Regions from separate parts of the Homo sapiens genome. Here region 1 is linked to region 2. The links are chromatin loops, found by intact Hi-C in ENCODE. Cell type or tissue: lower leg skin. All regions are shown on one strand. Links, peaks and the distances in the headings refer to the core of each region. The heading gives the core; the rest is flanking DNA.

Region 1 (10,074 bases), core at 1,661-6,660, 58 kb before region 2:
ATGGAGCCACCTGCAGAGGGAGTTCAAGGGCAAAAAGAAACATGAGGCCTGTGTCTTGCACATGGCTGTCACTCACAGTTCTTGCCCCATCTCCCACCCTCACTGGTACACCTGAAGCCAAGGCTGCCTGAAGTATTAGGTTCACCCTCCACACAGAGAGAGCACAGCTGGAATCCTCACAAGGCACCCCAGACATGGCATTAGAGCCCTCTGCGTGGGTCAGATCACCAGACTTAGGAAGGATTCTGAAGTCACCACTCTAAGGTGGTGCCCAGCTCAGAGTGACGGGACGGGGCAGATAGGGGCATTTGTTGAGAATCTATTATGTACCAGACATTGTTCTAGGTGCTTGAGCTACATCAGTATTGGCCAAAAAACAAAAACAAAAACCTCAGTCTTGATTTGAAACCAGGATGTCAAAGAGATCTGTGCTTCTTGTTCAATGTAGCAATATTCACAATAGTCAAAATATGGAGTCAACCTAAGTGGCCATCAACAGATGAGTGGATAAAGAAAATGTGGTTTACATACACAATGGGATACTACTCAGACATTAAAAAGAAAGGAATTCTGGCCTATAATCCCAGCACTTTGGGAGGCCAAGGTGGGTGGATCACTTGAGGTCAGGAGTTCGAGACCAGCCTGACCAACATGATAAAACACTGTCTCTACGAAAAAGACAAAAAGTAGCCAGACCCGGTGGTGCACACCTGTAATCCCAGCTACTTGGGAGGCTGAGGCACGAGAATTATTTGAAGCTGGGAGGCAGAGGTTGCAGTGAGCCGAGATGGCGCCACTGTACTCCAGCCTGGGTGACAGAGCAAGACACTGTCAAAAAAAGAAGAAAGAGAAAAAGAAGGAAGGAAGGAAGGAGAGAGAGAGAGAGAAAGAAAGAAGAGAGAAAGAGAGAGAGAGGAAGGAGAAGAAAAGAAAGGAATTCTGCCATTTATGACAACATGGATGAACCTGGAAGGCAGGATGCTAGATACAGTCCATGGGGTAAACCAGGCACAGAAACATCTGCATCATCTCACTTTTCGAGATCTACTACACAGCACGGTGACTACAGTTACTAACAATGTATTGTATATTTCAAAATTGCTAAGAGAGTAAATTTCAAATATTCTCACCACAAAACATATATATGTGTGGTGATGGATATGTTAATTAGCTTGACTTAATCATTCCACATCGTATATATGCATGAAAATATCACATTGTACCCCATCAAAATATACAATTATAATTTATCCATTAAAAATAAAAAAATAATTTTTTAAAAAAATCCATTCTCATGGAGCTTATAACCTGGTGAGAACACACCTGTACATGGGCTATTGAAGGGAAACCTGAAGAAAGGCGGTGCTATTCCCCATTTACCCGAATCCCCACCCCAGAGATCTGACTTGCCCTTCTCAGCCCTGCGCTATCCTCTGTACATGTGCTCTGTACATACCCTCTACACGCTAACCCCATGGACTTTCTTATCAGTTGGGAGGGGAAGGTGGCTGGAGTACCCCTCCCCAACTCCTCCCCGGGGGTAGAAGGCCTTTTCTGGCAATGTCTGCATCCCTCCAAGACCCCAGTTCCTCCCAGGTAGCTCTTGCTCCACGGCTCCAGCCCCCATGGAGCTCTGTGAGTGCAATTATCCCCCCTTGTCCTCACAGCCATAGAGGTGGTGACTGCTTCTCACTTTTGCTAGTGTCTGGGTGCCTCACCTGCCTTATTTGTTTCCATAACCCTTTCCACACCTCTAAAAGCTCTATGAGTAAAGTTTCCTCACTAGAACTATCTGGGGTGAATCCCTTTTCCCCTCCAGGAATCTAAGTATGCAGTCCATGAGGTTAGCCTCGCAGGGCTCCCAGCAGGGCGGAGAAGTCCAGCTCAGAACTCTGGGGTGGGGATGGGAGTGAACAGAAAATGAGCAGCACAGCCCTTATAGAGCTGATAGGAGATCCCATCCAAAGAAGACTGTCAAATGCTGCCCAATTCCAGTAAGTTCAGCCCGGAGGACCTTGAGATGCAAGCTCCAAGTCCAAGGTGGATGCAGAACATGGCAAAACAGGTTGCAGACTAGAAAAGTGACTGGCAATGAGGTGGAAATAGGGTGAGCAGAAAGGTGGGAAGGAAGCAGGTCTCAAACAACCAACCGGGACACAGGGCACGAGTGCCCCACCAGGCACCAGGACCCTGCAGGAGGAAGGTTTTCCAGTTGTCAAGAAGCCAGAGGCTGACCTGGCCTCAATAAGAAACACCTCCCCAGGGACGGTCCTCAGCCCGGAGTGTCACCCTCAGACCTGGGGCTGCAAGACTAGTGCCAATCCTTGCTGATGAACTAGGAAATGATAACTGTCCAACTGGATTCTGCCCACTTTGGGAAGTGGTAGGGCTGTGAGCAGGTGCCTGGTAACCTTTTTCCAAAAGCTAGGAGAGAACTAGAACAGGGGAAACTGGCATCTACAGGACCCCCAAGTGCTCTGTGGACAATACCCTCTACATGCATGCATCCCTCAGAGGGGCCAGCCATGGGGCTTGGCTTACAGTAAATGCTGGCAAACACTTCATAACCACAAAACATGATGATCTGACACATCAGCTAATAGTCAGGGAGGCCTTCCCTGATCCTTCAACTCTGTTAGGTGTTCCTGCTATAAGTCCCCAGGGCCCAGTGTACTTCCACTTCCATAATTCTTATTCCTCTGGTAATTGGGAGGCCTGGGTGCAAATGCCGGCTTATTTACTACCTGTGTGACCGTGAGTGAGTTGCTTCACCTTTCTGTGAGCTGTCTCACTGTCCCCATCTCTAAAATGTTGATTAAAATGGCGCCTACCTCATAGGGTTATTGTGAGGGTTCCATGTGTTAATATTGAACACATGTTCAATATTCATAATATTCAATAATAATAATATTCAATAACAATAAGCATGTCATAGTGTTTAGGTAAATGAAATTTCTAGTCGAAGTCTGCCTCTCCCAATAGATCATTTGCGCCTTAAGCACAGGGATACTGTCTGTCTCAATTACTGTTGCATTCCCATTGCCTCCCACACAGCCTTGAGAGAATAACTACTGCATAAATAAATGTTATTGGATGAATAAATGAGTGGGTAGCAGCCTAATCAGGAAAACTTCTACTCCGCTGATAACAAGAAATGACTTGCACACTACAAAGAGCCCAGCAGATTAAGCAGAACAAAAATGTGCTTGCAGATTTTCTAGTGGGGTTGGTCTGAGAGGTGGGGATAGGGCTATTTCAAAGTGGTTCCGCCACATCCCATATCCTAGTGAAATAGATATCAGCTGAGCACCTTGTCTTTACCATGCACTTGCCAATGTCACAGCCGACCCACTGCATGTAGGCCTTTTACTAAAGATTGAAGGGTAGAGAGACAAAGAAGGTCCTGTCTCAGCTCTTAACAAGCTTGCCTCTAGCGCAGAAACAAAACAGAGACATTCACAAGAGAGTAGGCTATAAGGAATGATTAAATATTAGTTCTAGATCTCTCATTCGAGAGCGTGCCTTTATTTAGCATTATAGGAATTGTTTTGATCTGGGATGTATTCACGATGATACGAAGGGCTTCAGTGGTGAGGGAAAGGATGTCTGTTGTCTCACCGTCCCGCCTGCCCCTGTGCCCAGCCACACCCCCACCCCACTTCTGTGAGGGGGCATGTGGCAGGTCCTTAGGCGGTGGGCTGTTCTCGTCGACATGGGCACCCACCCCAGCCTTATAACCCTGCCTCCCCCAGAACTTCCTCAGCTGCTTCATGAACAGACCAGAGACTCCATTGGTAAACTCTGGGACTCATAAGGCTGGTGACAAATGGCGGAAGTGTCTCATGTCTGCTCTCACACCCCTTATCTCACTGAGGCAAACAGAGGTATTATTTTAACAATGAAAATGGAAGCTCAAAGAAGTAAAGGAACGTGGGTCCACACATAAAGCTAATCTTGGCAGAGACGGAGCCACCTGACTCCCAGCCAAAGTGTTTTTAAGATGCCAACCTGTAGTGTCTTCTGCTGAAAGCTTGGTGTTTGGGGCTAACCTAGGAAAGAGGCCATCTTCTTCCGTTCTGATCAGTTCAGCAGCATTGCTGAGTGTCAACTCTACTGCAGGCACTGCGCTGGACACGGGTTATGGACGAGTAAGCCATTGTCCCTTCCCCCATAGGGCCTCAAGACTACCCAGGCACTGCCTCTAATAGAGGAGAGCATGAAGTCTGCCATATCTAAGAGATGACTCCACCCTCACCACAAGATTAAAAAGCTGAAGTCACAGGCAGTTCTCACGCTTACCACGCTGAATATGCATGCTACTATTTATAATAGTGATATTCAGTATGAGCCAAATGCCAGGAAAAGAATTCCTTCCCATGAAGACCTGATCAATTTTCTCTTCTCCAACAAAATGACTTTATGATTTATTGTGTTTCCTTTTGCACGTTGCTGCTAGGAAGCTTCGTATTAACTTTCCTAATCAACGTCAACCCTAACGCAGGTCCCTAATGGCATGTTTATTAATAATGTGTTGTCCACTTCCCCACCCCTGGCCTTGACTCATATTCTAATGTGCATTTCCCCTGGTCCTCAATCTGTACATTTTGCTTCTTGTTTACCATTCATGGCATGTGTTTCTGTAATAAATTGCTGCAAGTCCCGATGGAATGAGGCAAGGCATACATGAATATAGCTACCATTTTTGAGAACCGACGATGTGCCAAGTGTTACAGGTACCTTATGTTCAATTCTCACAAAACCCTACCAGCTGGATGTGGAAAATCATTCTCTTATAAATAAGGAAACTGAGGCCCAGAGAAGTAAAGGAACACATTCAAGGTCAAACAGCCTTTCGGTGATAGGATTTCAACATGACTCTGTCCAACTCCAAAGCCTAAAGTGGTATTGCTATTAAATAATAAAAGTAACACAATTTATCTTCAAACATCAAACCATCACCCAGGAGCATTTTATATATTTTTCTGACAATAATCGGATGAAGAGGCAGGGTGGATATTATTACTACCCTTATTGAAGTGCTAATAGATTAAATGACTGTCACAGAATTTCTCTGTCAGGAAATGAACAAAAGTCCCTCGCCTAGACCAAAGATTCTTGACTATTTCCCAGGAGCCCTGGAGTCTTCTGTAGGCACACATCCTTGGCTCTATAGCCCTGGGTGCAATCTTACTTGTTGGGTTTGTTGTGCAAGAATTATTTAATAAAAGGGAAAATTTCCCTGTTTAATACACTTGAAAGTCACCACCCCAGCGCGTTGGAACCCAGGAATGACCCTGCTGGCAACTCACCAATCATCTTGAGCCTTCCAATTCTATCCATGAGCAGGGCAGAAATGATGTTCCCGGGTAAGACAGACAGGCTGCCCAGGAAGCTGACGAGGTAAATCAGGAAGTCATTATCTTGCTCCAAGTCCATGTGGCAGCCCTCCTTCTGCTCCAGGAAGGTGGAGTTGATAAACCGACAGTTGATGAACTTGTGCTCGTAGAGGTCTGGGGAGAGAAGGAAACCTTCGGTTCATGTAAGTGGAAGGGAGCTGGAGAGAGAAAGGCAGAGGCAGGGATGAAGTCTGCCCCCTCCTGTAGGCAGGCTGTGCCAGCCTTTGCCAGTCAGACAGCCTCAAAGTCAAGGTAATATGTGGCCATGTCATCAAGGTATGGATGAGGAGAGAAACTTCCAAAAATGTAATGACCTGTTCAAGTTCCTAAAAGCAAGGGGAAATTAAACTAACATTGAGAGACTTCAAAATGCATCCTCTCAGCCAGGTGTAGTGGCCCACATCTGTAATCCCAGCACTTGAGGAGGCCGAGGTAGGAGGATCACTTGAGCTCAGGAGTTCAGGACCAGCCTGGGCAACACAGTGAGACCTTATCTCTACAAATAAATAAATAAATAAAATTTTCTTTTAAATTAGCTAGGTGGGGTGGTGTGTGCCTGTAGTCCCAGCTACTCTGGCACCTGAGGCAGGAGGATCACTTGAGCCCAGGAGGTCAAGGCTACATTGAGCCATGGTCATGCCACTGCATTCCAGCCTGGGCAAAAGAGGGAGACCTTGCCTTTAAAAAAAAAAAAATCATCTCTCCAGCTGGATAACAGTCCTGTTTGTACCAATCAGGTGACACTGAGACACTGAGGGCCACGGCAGCTAGGCCTCTCCTTGGAGGCTACCTGGCATAGGGGAGCAGAACACAAGAGAGTTGGTTCCAGATGGAGCCGATCACTCCAGAGCCCATGCTGTAGTCTGTGCCAAAACCTGAACATTCTTAAAAAATAAAAGCCATTTGCATTGGAACCAGTTTGCAAGTCTTCTGACACCTTCTAAGATCAGCTGTTCTGACAGAAAAAGTACTAAACAGGCTCCCTAGAAACCTGCGTTTGGGGAGCTGGCCCTGCTGCTGACCCTCTTTAACCTCCCTGAGGCTCTACCTACAAAATCTACAAAATTGGAAGAGTGCACATGATCATCTCCACTGCTTCTCCCAGCTCTGACATTTCCTGACTACACGTGTTTGCAAGAATCTCCATGGTAAGAGTATTCAAATGAGGAGGCATCATTCAAACTTGAAATCATAAAACAATATGCCAGTTTCTAATGACACTTATTAAACTTCCGGAACTCATTATTGTTTCAAGATCAGTCTAAAAGGAAATTCAGGAAGGTTAGTGCCAGAATGAATTATTAAGAGACTCCAGAATATTTAGAGACCAGATCTTGAAGCTCTTGAGGCTGATATCATAGAGGAAAAAGATGTTCTTATATAAACTATCCCTTGCTGCTGATGCCAAGAATAAAGCATAGATCTGGACATAATGCAAGTAGTTCTGTGGAAAGATTGCAGGCTTCAGAGCCAAACAACTGAGGAATGAATCCAAACTCCTTCCACTTGCTAACCACGGCCTTGAGCAAGTTGCTTAAGTCTTGATTTCCTTAACTCAGTTTCCTTAGCTATAAGAGAAGGATTAAAAAAAAATAGTACATTTCTCCCTTGAGACAATGTAGGTAAAGCCCCCTAATGAAGCTCAGTTGGTTTCCTTATACCCCGACTTCACTTGGTATGTTATTAATTTATGATGAGGGTAGTAAAAGTAACAAGAAGAGGTGTAGTGGTAGAATTTTGGGACTTTTTAAATCACAGAAATCTGAAATAGTATGATTTTAAAATAGTCTTTGTATTTCACTTTATGCAAAAAATGTGAACAGATGTAATTTTCCCTTTCCATTTATTATTGTGAGAACATGAGTCTTGCATTTTGCAAGTTTCAAATTGTGCAAGGTCTTCAAGAATGCATTCCGTGCATAAAATGCAGCCCTCCTGGAATGCCAGTTGTTATTTGTGTCATCCTTTGTTCATACCAAAGACCCTTCGTGTATAGCATCAGCCTCACTGACATGAGGACATTTGGCTACAACTTTTGTTTCCATTTCATTTGTGATAAAACTGAGACGCAGATACATTAAATGCCTTAGCAAAGGCTGTGCACCTAATTTGTGCCATGCCTGGGGCTAAAATCCATTTCCCCACCAAGGCTTGGCATTTGTATCTACGAATACTTTCCTACTCCTAAAGTTTATGCCTGACCATTTTGATTCTTGGACAACACAAGTTGTCTCCTGTTACTTTCTATTCAATCTGTCAATGTTCTTACCTACCTGTGTTGTAAAAGATGGTTGATTCAATGGTACAATTTTTGAAGTAGGTATCTGTTGATGTTACGTCTTCAAAATAGCACTCGTCAAAGAATGTGTCCTCAAAGAGTACATGTTTAAAGTACATTCTTGTGAACCTGTGGGAAGAGGTTGACCCTTGAGTGATTCATCTGAGAAAAAAAGAGACTTAAGACCAAAATGGAAAACACAGCAAGGCAGAAAAAGGAGATGTGCAAGCAAAAGGTGCCAGAGCATTATTTTCAACCCAGACCACTTCCCCACTTCTTAGCTGTTTGTTTATTAGTGGGGAAGGGCTTCAGGACCTGGAAGCCAGTGTCTAGCGTAGGTGCATACGGAGTGCTATGCACCAACCTGCTGGTTTTCAAAGGCAGGTCCACGGACCTTCTAAGTCAGAATCACAGAAATGTGAAATAGTGTGAAATTTAAATATTAATAACACCTCACTTTCTGAGACATTTTTAAAACATGCAGGTCCCTGGAGTGGTCCTAGAAGTTTTGGAAGCCATAGAATTGTGAAGGTCTGAGAATCTTCATTTTTAAAAAAATTGTCCCAACAAAGATGTGGGGAAATAGGCCTTTCATTCATACTATTGGTAGAATATAATCCATGCAGCCTCTTTGGGGAGCAATTTTGCAAAATTTGAAATGCACGTTCTCTTTGACCTAGGAATACCACCTCTAGGAATTTATCCTACACATACTTGCCCATGTATTCAAAGAGATACATTCACTGATCTTCATTGTAACACTGCTTGTAACAACAATGGATTACTACATACATACATATGTAATAGATGCCATATAATGGAATACCATGTAGCCATCGTAGTAAATGAGGTAGATCTATATGTGTTAATATGGAATAATCTTTAAGATATATTGTTAAGTTAAAAAATCAAGATGCAACATAGAGTTTACAAGACAGGCTCATTAAGGTAAGAAAGGGCATGGATACATATGCTTCCAAATATATCTGGAGAGCTACACAAGAAACTGATAGAAACGGTTGTTTCCAGGGAGGCACAATGGAAGTGAGGAATAATACACTTAATTTTCACTTTATGCCAAGCGTATGTATTATGTGTTCACTTTTTTTTAAAACTCAGTTAAAAAGACAATAAGGCACCTAGACGATTCTGAGGCGCAGCCACATGTGGGAGTCACTGCACCTCTCCAACTCCTGCATATTTAATAGGAAAGAACAATGCAACATTTAAAAATGTATCTCACATACATTACCATCTTCCTCTGTTGGCTATATTTAACAAGCTTGGTCAAACTTTTAGGCTGGAAGCCTTTAAATATGTCTTCATTTGCAAATAATTACAACACTTTCTTTCATTCTTCTATTCATTCACTTACATATTTAGTCTTCTGCAAACACTGAGCATGGTACTAGGTGCTATGAGTATAGAGAGGAAAGTCATGGTCCCTGCTCTCCAGTCTAATTGGAAAAAAGTGCAAGCAAATAGGCAACTACAATACAGTGGAAATCGGCATGACAGAGATAGCACAGGGTGCTGATGGCCATTGTTCCTTTTCAAAAGGGCCACCAAATAATTCACTCCATGACCACCTACAATGGGCCAGTGACCCTTATCCTTCATGCTCTATCATGTCCTGCTCAGAACCTTAATCTAGAGCTGCCAATCATTAGCTTCTGCTAAAAGACCCCACACAAGAAGTCCCGGGCAAGTGTTCACCAAAAGCAGGACCCCAGACCACTTGCATCAGAATAAACTTGAGGTTATTATTAAAGATGTCATTTCCTAAATTCCAGCCTACACCTCTTGAACCAGAATCACCAATGGCAGAGACCAGATTATTATACTTAAAGAAATTTGAGAATCATTGGTCTAGAAAACCAAACTATTTTGAGAAATTTTTCTTAGGGCCAAATTTGCTACAGACTTTTAAACAGGGGCCTCCAAAAGCTATCACTAAATTCTTCAGATTTCCATGGGAAAACTAATTGGTGAGTCTTTTGTTACAAGAAGATGCCTCTGATGTCAAAATGTATAAGCTAGACGTGTTTACTTAAGAGAGCTATTCCTGGAGACTGTTGCAGACCTTTGCTTTTCTTAATATATCCTTCTCTCTAATATAGTAATAGGCTGCTGATGTAGCCTTGGGTGATATTTTAATATTCTTCCCAGGGTGTCTGAGAAGGCAGAGCCATAAATCATAAATGGGTCTGACGCAGGCAGCCCTTAAAATGTCTCTCCAAGTCAGTTAGAAAAAGCCAGAGTTATAAGGGAAGAGATAAAAGGAGAAAGGGCCAACACATATTTTATGACGCTCTACATAAATCATCTCCTCCGATCTCCAGCCTATATACTGAATTGGCCTACCCAAGATTCTTGATTCAGGAGAGTTCAAAAGATGAA
Region 2 (10,074 bases), core at 2,904-7,903:
GTCTGCTAAGGGAGCCCTTCATTTTAAGTCTATTCTATTTCTTCTGATGGTTTTTGTTCTCACAAGAGCATCAAGTAATCAGTCTATCCTGAAGAATTACATGATCTAAACAGTATAAATAAGAACAACTGATATAAATCAAACACAGAAAGAAATACATGGACATTCCCAGTGGTGGATTTCACCATCATGAGTAAGTAGGTAAATACTTGGTCACTGAGGACATATTTTGTGCCACAGAAGTGACCCCCCTCCATGCCACCCCCTTCTGAGACACAGAGTGGCTCCTCCTTTCAGGAACTGACAATGAATTTAGGCCTAAAGAAAACACGGCTCATAAATCAAATATTATGCCCTGATGCTCGGCTAGAATTTGCATATAAAACAATCACAAGATAATCTTTCACGACAGCAGAGTAATATATCTATCTCTGAGCTGCTATGAAAATTCAGCTCACAATTTATTCTAATGAATCTGCCCCATCTGACATTGCTCTGTGTCCTCCGTATGGCTGGCACAGACACCATGCCCCAGGGGTCAACTGTTAGATTCTAAATCACTTTCTGAAAGGTATAACTCCCAGAGTCTTTTCACTGCAGACGGCAAGAAACTAACAGCCAATAAAATACACAAGTCACTGGATCCTTCCAAGAAATGAAAACTCTGCAGGCAAAACACGGAACTCTTGCCTGAAAGTGAAGCTCACTATTATAGGCATGAAGGTAGGGAATAGCCCACAGTTCCAGGTTGAGGTGCTTATTTGCAGTTGTGAAAAATTGGTGTCAATTTATCAAATGCAGGCAGAAAAGGATGGGGTTGGTTTGCCTTACGTGTCGCCAATATTGTCATCCTATAGGTTGGTGCAAAAGTAATTGCAGTTTTTGCCATTTAATAGTAATAGCTCCAGGGAGACAAGGCTCCCACACTCAAAAAATAAAGTATCTTTAAATCTAATCAGATTAGAAAGCCAATTCCAGAAACCCCAGAACCAATTCAGAAAACTCATCCTCAAAATTCTGCTCCTCTAGAAGCACTCTCAGTACCAAAATCACTGGGGCAGAGTGATCACCCTAAACCACAGGCCCCATCTTATCACCTCCTTCCTCAACGGCATATTTCATAGCTCCCCATTAAACAGCTCTCCACTACCAGTGGAATCAAGTCCGCACTCCTAAACATGGCAATCCGTTGTCAGTGATGTCATTTGTAAGAACCAAAGGGCTTACCTTGCCACATAGCCCTGAGCTTCCTAAGTTTAATCATTTCTTCGGGTGATTTTTTTTTTACATACCCAGAAAATGCATAATTATCCCATGAAAGGTTAAAATACATGTGGATTCACTCATCAACCACCAAAAACTGTGGAATCTCAGAAGAAAGACTTCAGATTGGCCCAAGGTCACACAATCATTAATAGAGCAATTGCAAAAACAAATCACCTAACTCCAGAACGCCCCCCAGCCCATCAACCTCAAGCTCTATCCCTTCACACTGTCTTTGTTTCCTTCCTATCTGAATAAAAGTGATAAGGCTGAATGTTGCATTGCATGATTATGTCGTGGTGTTTGTGTTTAACATCTCTGTGTGACCTCTATTTCCACCATTAGAATAAAACTCATTGAGTGCCAGGACTTTGTCTCCTTGTATTGCTATAAACCAGAGGAGTACCAGGCGTGTGGTAATGTTCAAACATTTTTTAAAAGAATGGGTGAAGAGTTTAATTAACAAATGAATGCCTTCTTCATTGAGAGTTGAAGGAGACCAACTCCTGGACACTAAGCAGGGTTGAGCCTTCAATGTTAACAATATACTCACAGATCTTTTTCTTCCCCAAGTGAGACAGTTCTAGATGAAGATCCAATAAAACATAACGCTCAAGAGAAGCAAACATTCATCTTTCTAAAAGCTCAGAAAAATAGGACAGCAGCACCCAGATATTTTTGTCACCTGGCCAAGGGATATTTCTTTATTTTCCAAATGGATTCATTCATTTCCAGGAAAAAAATAACAAAATATCCTATGATTTGACACTTGAATTTGGGAGTGGAGATTTCTCTTACTGAATTCCTTTCCTGGGCCATCAAGTAGGAGTCAAGAGTAAAGACATCACTTTCAGCGACTTTCTTTTTCTTTTCTTTTCTTTTTTTTTTTTTTTTTAAATGAGACAAGGTGTCACTCTTTCACCCAGGCTGGAGTACAGTGGCACAATGATAGCTCACTGCAACCTCCGTCTCCTGGGCCCAAGCAATCCTCCCACCTCAGCCGCTCAAGTAGCTGGAACTACAGGCATGCACCACCATATCTGGCTAATTTCTTTTGTATTTTGTAGACACGGGTTTCACCATGTTGCCCAGGCTGATCTCAAACTCCTGGCCTCAAGTGATCTTCCCACCTCAGCCTCCCAAAGCACTGGGATTACAGGCATGGGCCACCACACCCAACCAGAGAGTTTCTTTTTAAAACAGAGAGAGGATGGGGAAAGACAGAACTGAGTTAGCAGCACTCAAACATAAACAGCCTTTTCGCCAGCTGAGGCAGGATAGCTTGACCTTAGAAGTCTACCATAAAAAACATTGGCTGAAAGAAATTTGCAGTCTCACCTGAGAAAATCTGTTCCTGAGTCATTATCAAGCAATCAGTTTAGTAATAAGAACAACCACAATCGACAATAATAATAACTAAGATATCTTGAGCACTGATTAGGGGCAGGTACTGTTTTAGTCATGTTAAATGGATTAACCTTATTTAGTCCTCAGAATAATCCTATGAAGTAGATACTATTATTATCTCCATTTTGCAAACAAGGAAACCAAGGCACAGAGAAGCCAGGCAACTTTCTCAAAACCACACTACTAAGAACTGGCACAGCAAGGATTCAAATCCAAGCAACTGGCTCCAGGGCCACGTTGCTTCGTCATCTCACTGCAGCTATAGTTCACTGCAAATGCCCGATGGGAGAATGGCAGAATATAAAGTAACGAGAACTAATCATTGTTGAGAGGGCAACAAGCGCTGGTTGCTTTACACCTGCATTATCTCATTTAGTCCTCACAGCACTGCATTACTGCTCTTATTCTACAGATGGAAACACCGAGAATTAGAGGAGTCATAACTTGCCCAAGGTCACTAGCAGATCGATGACATGTAGGACGTACCCAGTCGCCAAACCCTAGAGGTTGGACTCCAGTGCCCACATCATTATCAGCATACCATGTTCCCTTTCTGTTGGAAGCAGTCTGGTGTTCCAAGTAATCTATGAGGTGCTTGATGACACAGAGAGCAGCCTGTGCACGGCATGACCTCCTTCCCACAAACGAGGCGTGAGAGAAAGGCAGTATGGTGTGGCAGAATGGGCATAGACTTTGAAGTCAAATAGACCTTCGGTCAAACCCCTGCTCAACACTTACGAGCTATGTGACCTTAGATAAAACTCTCTGAATCTGTTTCTGCATGTTCACACTGAAGGACAAAGATCATCTAACCGACATGGTGACTCTGAAGATTCCATGTGACAGCGTGTGGAAATTCTGGCCTCATGAAATCCTCAAATCATCCAGCCCCCTGGATCCATTTAGACACTCATTTTCTTGACCACAAAGAGGTTCCCACGAGTGCATAGGAAGTCCATCTATGTTCAGAGGGTCTGCCTTCTCCACTTGGGTGGAGTCACTGCATCTTCTGGGCAGACACTAAAAGCAAAATTACAAAAACCTGGACTCTCAGATTAAGACCATGTTCCCGCAACTCCCAGCATTTGCCCTAGGAGCCAGCAAGAGCTGCAACCATACTGCAGCCCTGTTAATGAGGCTGCCAGGCACCACGGTGCCAGAGAGACCAGCAGGCCATGAAATCATTACCGACATTGCCAATTTGGACTCACAGGGACCCAGGGTTTCAGTTGGGAATACTGCAAAACAAATTAATGTCTCAGAAATGTTTACATCAGTTGGAGATGGTTTTGTTTTGTTTGGGGTCTTTGGTTTTTGTTGGTTGTTTGTTGGTTGCTTGGTTTTGTCCTTTGAAAAAAAAATCTATTATTTATACTTAAAAGCAGGTAGCAGAATTTTTTAATATGAAAAAGAACTACACTAAAATTATGTTGGTGTTTAAAAACTCCAGGTGATATCTTTGCTTCTCAAGCCCTTTCTTCTGTTTGCATATACTCTGTCTCTTTTGGTGCCCTCAGGGTTATATCTGACACAGTTCTAATCATTTCAAATGGCCCTTTAGTTAAACACAAACGTGTAAAACCATTTTTAAGAGCCCCCAGGGACAATTTTTTATGCAGAGGTTCTTTATTTTATATCTCAATTTTATTTACAGTGGCCCTAAATCAGGGGATTGCAAACTGCAGCCCGCAGGCTAAATCTGGCCCACTGACCATTTTTTTGTAAATAAAGTCTAATTGGAACACAGCCCATTTGTTTACGTGTTGTTCAAAGCTGCTATTGTGCTACAGTGACAGAGTTGAGTGATTGTGACAGAGACCATCTGGGTCTGCAAGGTCTACAATATTTACTATCTGGGTCTTTACAGAACTGTTTGCTAGCTCTTGCTCTATAGCAAGTATCGGGGACCTGAATCGCACCAGGTATTTCATAGAGACTGTCCCTACAGTAACCAAATAATTCTCTGTGTTTGTTAATGTCTGTTTGTTCAACTACATGCAAATTATTTGAGAGACAAAAGCTATTTTCTTCCCAGATCCTGAGCACAGAGTCTAGCATAAGGTAAACCAATAAAAGATATTTGTTGAATGAAGGAGCTGAATTGCTAGATAGATTTTGAGCTCTTGAGGGTCATAAGCATGTCCTGGTCTTGAATGAGAATTTGACTTATAGTTAGTTCTCATAACTACATGTTTGCTGCACAATTAATTTCATAGACTCTAAATTTAGAGGGTAGATACATTTTTCAGGACATTTGGTGACTAAAGACAAATGCTTGTCCATATGATGATGAATCTTTTCTACATCACACCATTTGTGCACACCGTCTCTCTAATTTCACAAATCCTCTCTGCCTCAGCCTGATGCTGATGCTTGGCTCTGATGGTGCTGATCTCTTAATTGATTTGCAAAGCTGGTCCTCTATCCTGCAGAATCCATCTGTGCTTCACAGCATGGTTCCCAACAGCCTGCAGGGACTCCACGGGTGTGCTTAAGCCCACCATTCATCCCCAGGGTATGTGGGCATTCAGCCTACTAACATTTATGTACATGAGAAACCAGGAACAGACACCATCGGACTCTGGAAAGACACAGAGAGAAGGACCAAGTGGAAGAGACCAGCCAGAGATCTCTTCCCAAATGTATTTGTCATTTGGACATGGAAGAAGGTTTAATTTGCCACTCCCACATTTGCCACTCCCAAAATGTATTTGTCATTTGGACATCGAAGAAGGTTTAACATGAAGAAGAAAGAAATCTGACTCTCAAGGAGGCAACAAGATCTGGAAAGCAAACTAAGAGCTCAGAAGTCAGATAGACCTCAATAGAAACCTAAGCTCCAATACTTATTAGCTGTGCAAACTTAAGTCAATCAATTGATTTCTCTAAGACAAAAATTCCTTCACAGCAAAATGGGTACATTGTGATATATTTAAAGTGCCTAATAGTGACAGATACTAGATAAATTTTACTTCTCCTTCCCTTTCATTGGAGGGATCATTGGAAATTTCCACTTACCTAGCATTCCTTTTTTGGAACTGGACAGACACATGTCCTTCTCTGCACTGGGCAGGGCAAAACTCACCACGAACACTTCCACCCCATCGGCCATCAGGGCCAAACCCAAGACGAAAAAGAGGATCCACTGGAAGCGGCCATGGCCACACTCATCCATGATGGTCTCGTACTGGTGGGCCAACTGCTCCTCATCTTCCAGCCTCTCAGCCATCAGGTCTGTCTGGCCCCGAAGGCTGTCCATTCTGGAGGGCGCCATCTTGGCCTGCTTGGCCTTGACATCATCTGGGTGAGGGATACCCTGGTACTCGCCCTCATAGATCTCGTCTTCCTCATCATGGCCTTCGGTGACATCACTCTGTGCATCTTCTTCTGGGTTGGACTCATTGCCGCGGTAATAGCCATCACTGGGAGCATAGCCCCCATAATTGTCCTGATACTTGTAGTCATCCATTCCTTGGTTCTGCGACTGCCTGGTTGCCCCTTGAGCTATATCCCTCGCTCTGTGGTAGAGGTTTGGGCTATTTCAATAACCATCATTCATTATGTAGTTCAAATGTGAAATATGTTCATGTGACTTCTTAGGTGAAAGTCACACTGGTTCCCCCCCCCTTTATCTCTCAAATCAACCAGATTTGTGCAAAGACAACCTAAATATCCTTTTGCACTCGATGTCTGTTGGAAGTCTGGAAAGTTTCAAGCTCTGGTCTCCTTCAGAGACTCAGAAGTGTTGCGTTGGGAAGTGTTGATTAGAAATGGATCCAGCTGTTTTTCTTGACAGGGAGCGAGCAGGACTTGGCAGACTGCGTGCTGGCCTGATTTGTCCTGCCACCGAAGGTTATGCTCTGAGAACAGAGAGAAGGGATAGAGAAGAATTTACAAAGGTTGAAATTCTAACAAAATACTCTCAGAATTAAGCCAATATATTTGGTAATGCCAATGCCTCATGTGTAAGGTGGGAGAAATCTTATCAGACATTCAAATTTCTATCAACTGAATGAGGATTGAATCGGTGAGAGTGGAGGCTAAAGGAGAAGGAACCGTGGTCAGAGAGGCCCTTTGAAGCTCTAATTGACCCATGAAATGGGTGCAGCAAACCAGCATGGCACATGTATACATATGTAACGAACCTGCACGTTGTGCACATGTACCCTAGAACTTAAAGTATAATAATAAAAAAATAAAATAAAATAAAATAAAAATGTTATGCAAGAATGAAATATAAAGTGGTCAAGGGATTTATACTCTAAGACAATTTTGTATTATGGATTTTCTGTTAGAACTTATCAAGCCTTTGGCAATAGTGGAGGTTATTATAGCTGTTTCTGCTACGAAAATGCCGCTTTTCTAACTTTGTCGTGAAGTGGCTGTACGATTTAACATCTAGAAATGTATGGCCAAAAAAAATAGCCGGAAACATTTTTCTTGAATCCCAGCTTACTTTTGAGACTCAGCATTGTGGTTCAAAGGCCACTCTGTCCTCATATGAGGCTTAAACAGGCAGGAACAGGGGGCTGAGGATACAGCCAGATGACCTGGGTCTGAAACTCAATTCTGCTGCACAATGGTCCATGTGACCATACACGCATCTTTCCAAGCCTCAATTTTCTCCTGTATAAAATGGGATAACAATAGTACTTAATTCATAAGGTTGTGCATAAAGTACTTAGAATCGTGCCTGGTCTGCACGGGTAAATACTATTTAAGCCTTGACATGAGTGTTGCTTCTTTTTTTTCCCCTAGTTCCAATTCTGGACACCAGGAGGCAATGTTGTCTAGAGCCAAGATCTCATCCTATATCCCAATTCCAATCAGAGTCCCTCTGTTGACTCCTTTGCCCAGTGGATTCTCATTGTGCCTAGAATCTCAGGTTTCACAAGGCTTGGGGCCACCATTTATTGTGGCCTACTGTGTGCCAGAACATGTGCTGAGTGTATCACATCTCTTATCTGTAATTCCCACAACAGCAAAAAAAGAAAGAAAAAAAATCATCTGTATCTTCATTTGAGAGATAATCAAACTGTCTCCGAGTGGGTTAGTAACGCGATCAAGGTCACAGCATTAGGACCAGGTCACTGGTCCCAAAGCCAGCTCGTTCCAATGTCCTCATACTTCCCAGATGCTACCCCGAGGGACTGTCACATTAAATCACCTGGGGAGCTTTAAAAATACAGATTCCCAGAGCGTAATGAAGAAGGGCTGCTTCAAGCTCAGAAATCCAGATTTGCCCACAGCTCTCTCCAAGTGGCTCTGAGGCCCCGCCTCACTGAGTAGCCCCTCAGGGCTAGGCGTCAGCCCCTCCTACACCCCCTACCCCACCCCAGTGCTCCCAGCTGCTGGACCCTCTGATAGGGATAATGCTCGGACCTCACACATTGAGGCTACCAGAGACTCACGCCCCAGGTCAAACCACCTGCCCACAGTACAGACCCCATCAACCTTTACAGGCCTCCCTGTCACACCTGAAATCCACTGTCCTTTCAGCATGCTCAGCAGATGTCACCTCACAAAGGATTGGATACATTTGTCCTCACCATGGCTACTTGACTCCTCCCTCTGCCCACAGCCCATCCCTGGGCCCTCTGCCCCACACCTGCTTCCTGGCCCTCCTGGTCTTCAGCCCTGGACAGACTCCAGCACTGAAACCCATCTGACTCAGACAATACAATGCATTTCCTTCTGAGAGGATGGAAACCAGTGGTTCTCAAACATTACAGGGTGAAGCACCACTCAGAACGTGGGCGGCTCAACAGAAATGCCAATTCCAGGACCCCTCCCTGAAAGACACTGAATCTGCAGGATAGGGCAGGGCCCTGCAATCTGCATTTTCCACAAATAACACACGGAATCCAGGACTGCACTTTGAGAAACAGTGCCAAAGAAGCCAGCAAGAAATACTTACTAAGAAATGATTCGCACTCTACTCTTTCCGATTTTTCACCATCTCCAGTAAATAAATTTCTATTAGACCATGTTGGCCTGAACCACGTCAGATTAATATTCTAAATCTGTTTTTATTACATCTATTTAGGGACCACCGGCGGAATATAAGTCACATGTAAACAGCAGGAGAGTTTGCAGAGCGCTATAAAAACATGGAAAGAACGCCACCTGACTGAGATCTGGTGTGTTATTTCCATCCTGGGGGCCCTATAACAACGTCGTGAACCAGAAATGATAGACTTGCAATTCCAAAAGCACTTGTGGGACTCACCACCCAGGGCAAAGGTTCTGGGAGCTGCTTTGCAGAAAGAAGAGGATCTTCGTCAAAACTAACTCCACTCACCTGATTCAGTTAAAAGACCTGCTGTGAATGTCAAGTGCAGTGGAGTAAAGGGGAATCACTGTCCAGTGAGTGTTCATTTCTATTTCATTTAAGAAACACAACTATTAATCATTTTCAATGGTACTGGCTGAATTGTGTCCCTATAGCGTGAAGGTATGTTGAAGTTCTGACTGCCGGCACCTCAAAATGTGATCTTATTTGGAAATAGAGTCTTTCCAGAGGTAATCAAGTTAAGATGAGATCATTCGGATGGCTCCTAATCCAATATGACTGGTGTCTTCACAAAAGGACACAGAGACAGACACGCTCAAAAGGAAGACAAAGTGAAGACCCAAGACAAATGCCATCTACAAGCCTAAGGCTTCCCAACCTGCAACAGATTCTCTCTCACAGCTCTCAGAAGGAATCAACTGTGTTGACACCCTGATTCTGAACATCTAAGCTCCAGAGGTATGAAACAAATATTTTTTATGACAGGCCCAGGAAACGAATACATTCAACAAGCCTAGTGTTTATGAAATAACAACATCAAACAGCTATGATAAAACAACCACAAGTGCAACTGAATTGAGTACTAAGGTGAGCATTTTATAAGCAATACCTCATTTATTCTTACAGCCAATGGTAAAACAAGATTGTTCTCTCCGTTACACAGATTAAGAAACTGAGGACTAAGAAGATTGAAAAATGTGCCCAAATTAACACAGAGAATCAATATCAGGGCTTGGCTTTGAAATCCACGTTCAAACAGAATGTTAGGGATGATACAGAGTGAAAGAAACTAAGACGCCAAGAAGATAAGTCAAGGTCACACGCAGAGTCGCTGGCAGAGCTCACATTGACACTGAGTTTCCAACTCTTTGGTTAGGGTTTGCTCACCCATCTTCAACAAACATGTCCTGGGATCTTGATGCTGAAGGCATTACAGGACTATGACATGACTTGATCCCCATTCTCAGAAGATCTACCCCTAATGAGAGAGTTAGATTAAAACAACACAAAGCATCGTGTGGTAATAAAAATTACAATCTTGATTATTAATAATAGTATCTTTCATTTATTGAATACTTGCTTTGAGGCTTCGTGCCAGCGTCTGTGCTAAG

The links. Hi-C counts contacts between places; a loop is a spot of excess contacts. Peaks named below come from ENCODE experiments on the same cell type or tissue, not always from the same donor. Only the 100,000 strongest peaks of a DNase experiment are listed, where the experiment ranks them.
Region 1: a loop joins it to region 2, with 3 times the contacts of the local background. A loop is called at or near these places in 12 of 110 quality-filtered maps.

What each region holds. Positions count from the first base shown.
Region 1 is chr15:91,279,457-91,289,530 of GRCh38, reverse strand. SV2B (synaptic vesicle glycoprotein 2B) reads right to left here. Exons shown (of 13, transcript NM_001323032.3): 10 at 7,670-7,803; 11 at 5,310-5,510; 12 at 1-10. Among named protein-coding and RNA genes, the nearest start is that of CRAT37, 180 kb to the left of the region's middle. In lower leg skin, for the core only: no CTCF peak of the experiment used is centred there; no DNase peak of the experiment used is centred there.
Region 2 is chr15:91,222,329-91,232,402 of GRCh38, reverse strand. It overlaps SV2B (synaptic vesicle glycoprotein 2B), which reads right to left. Exons shown (of 13, transcript NM_001323032.3): 2 at 5,689-6,530. The coding sequence starts at 6,139. Among named protein-coding and RNA genes, the nearest start is that of SV2B, 130 kb to the right of the region's middle. In lower leg skin, for the core only: no CTCF peak of the experiment used is centred there; a DNase peak (open chromatin) is centred at 5,812.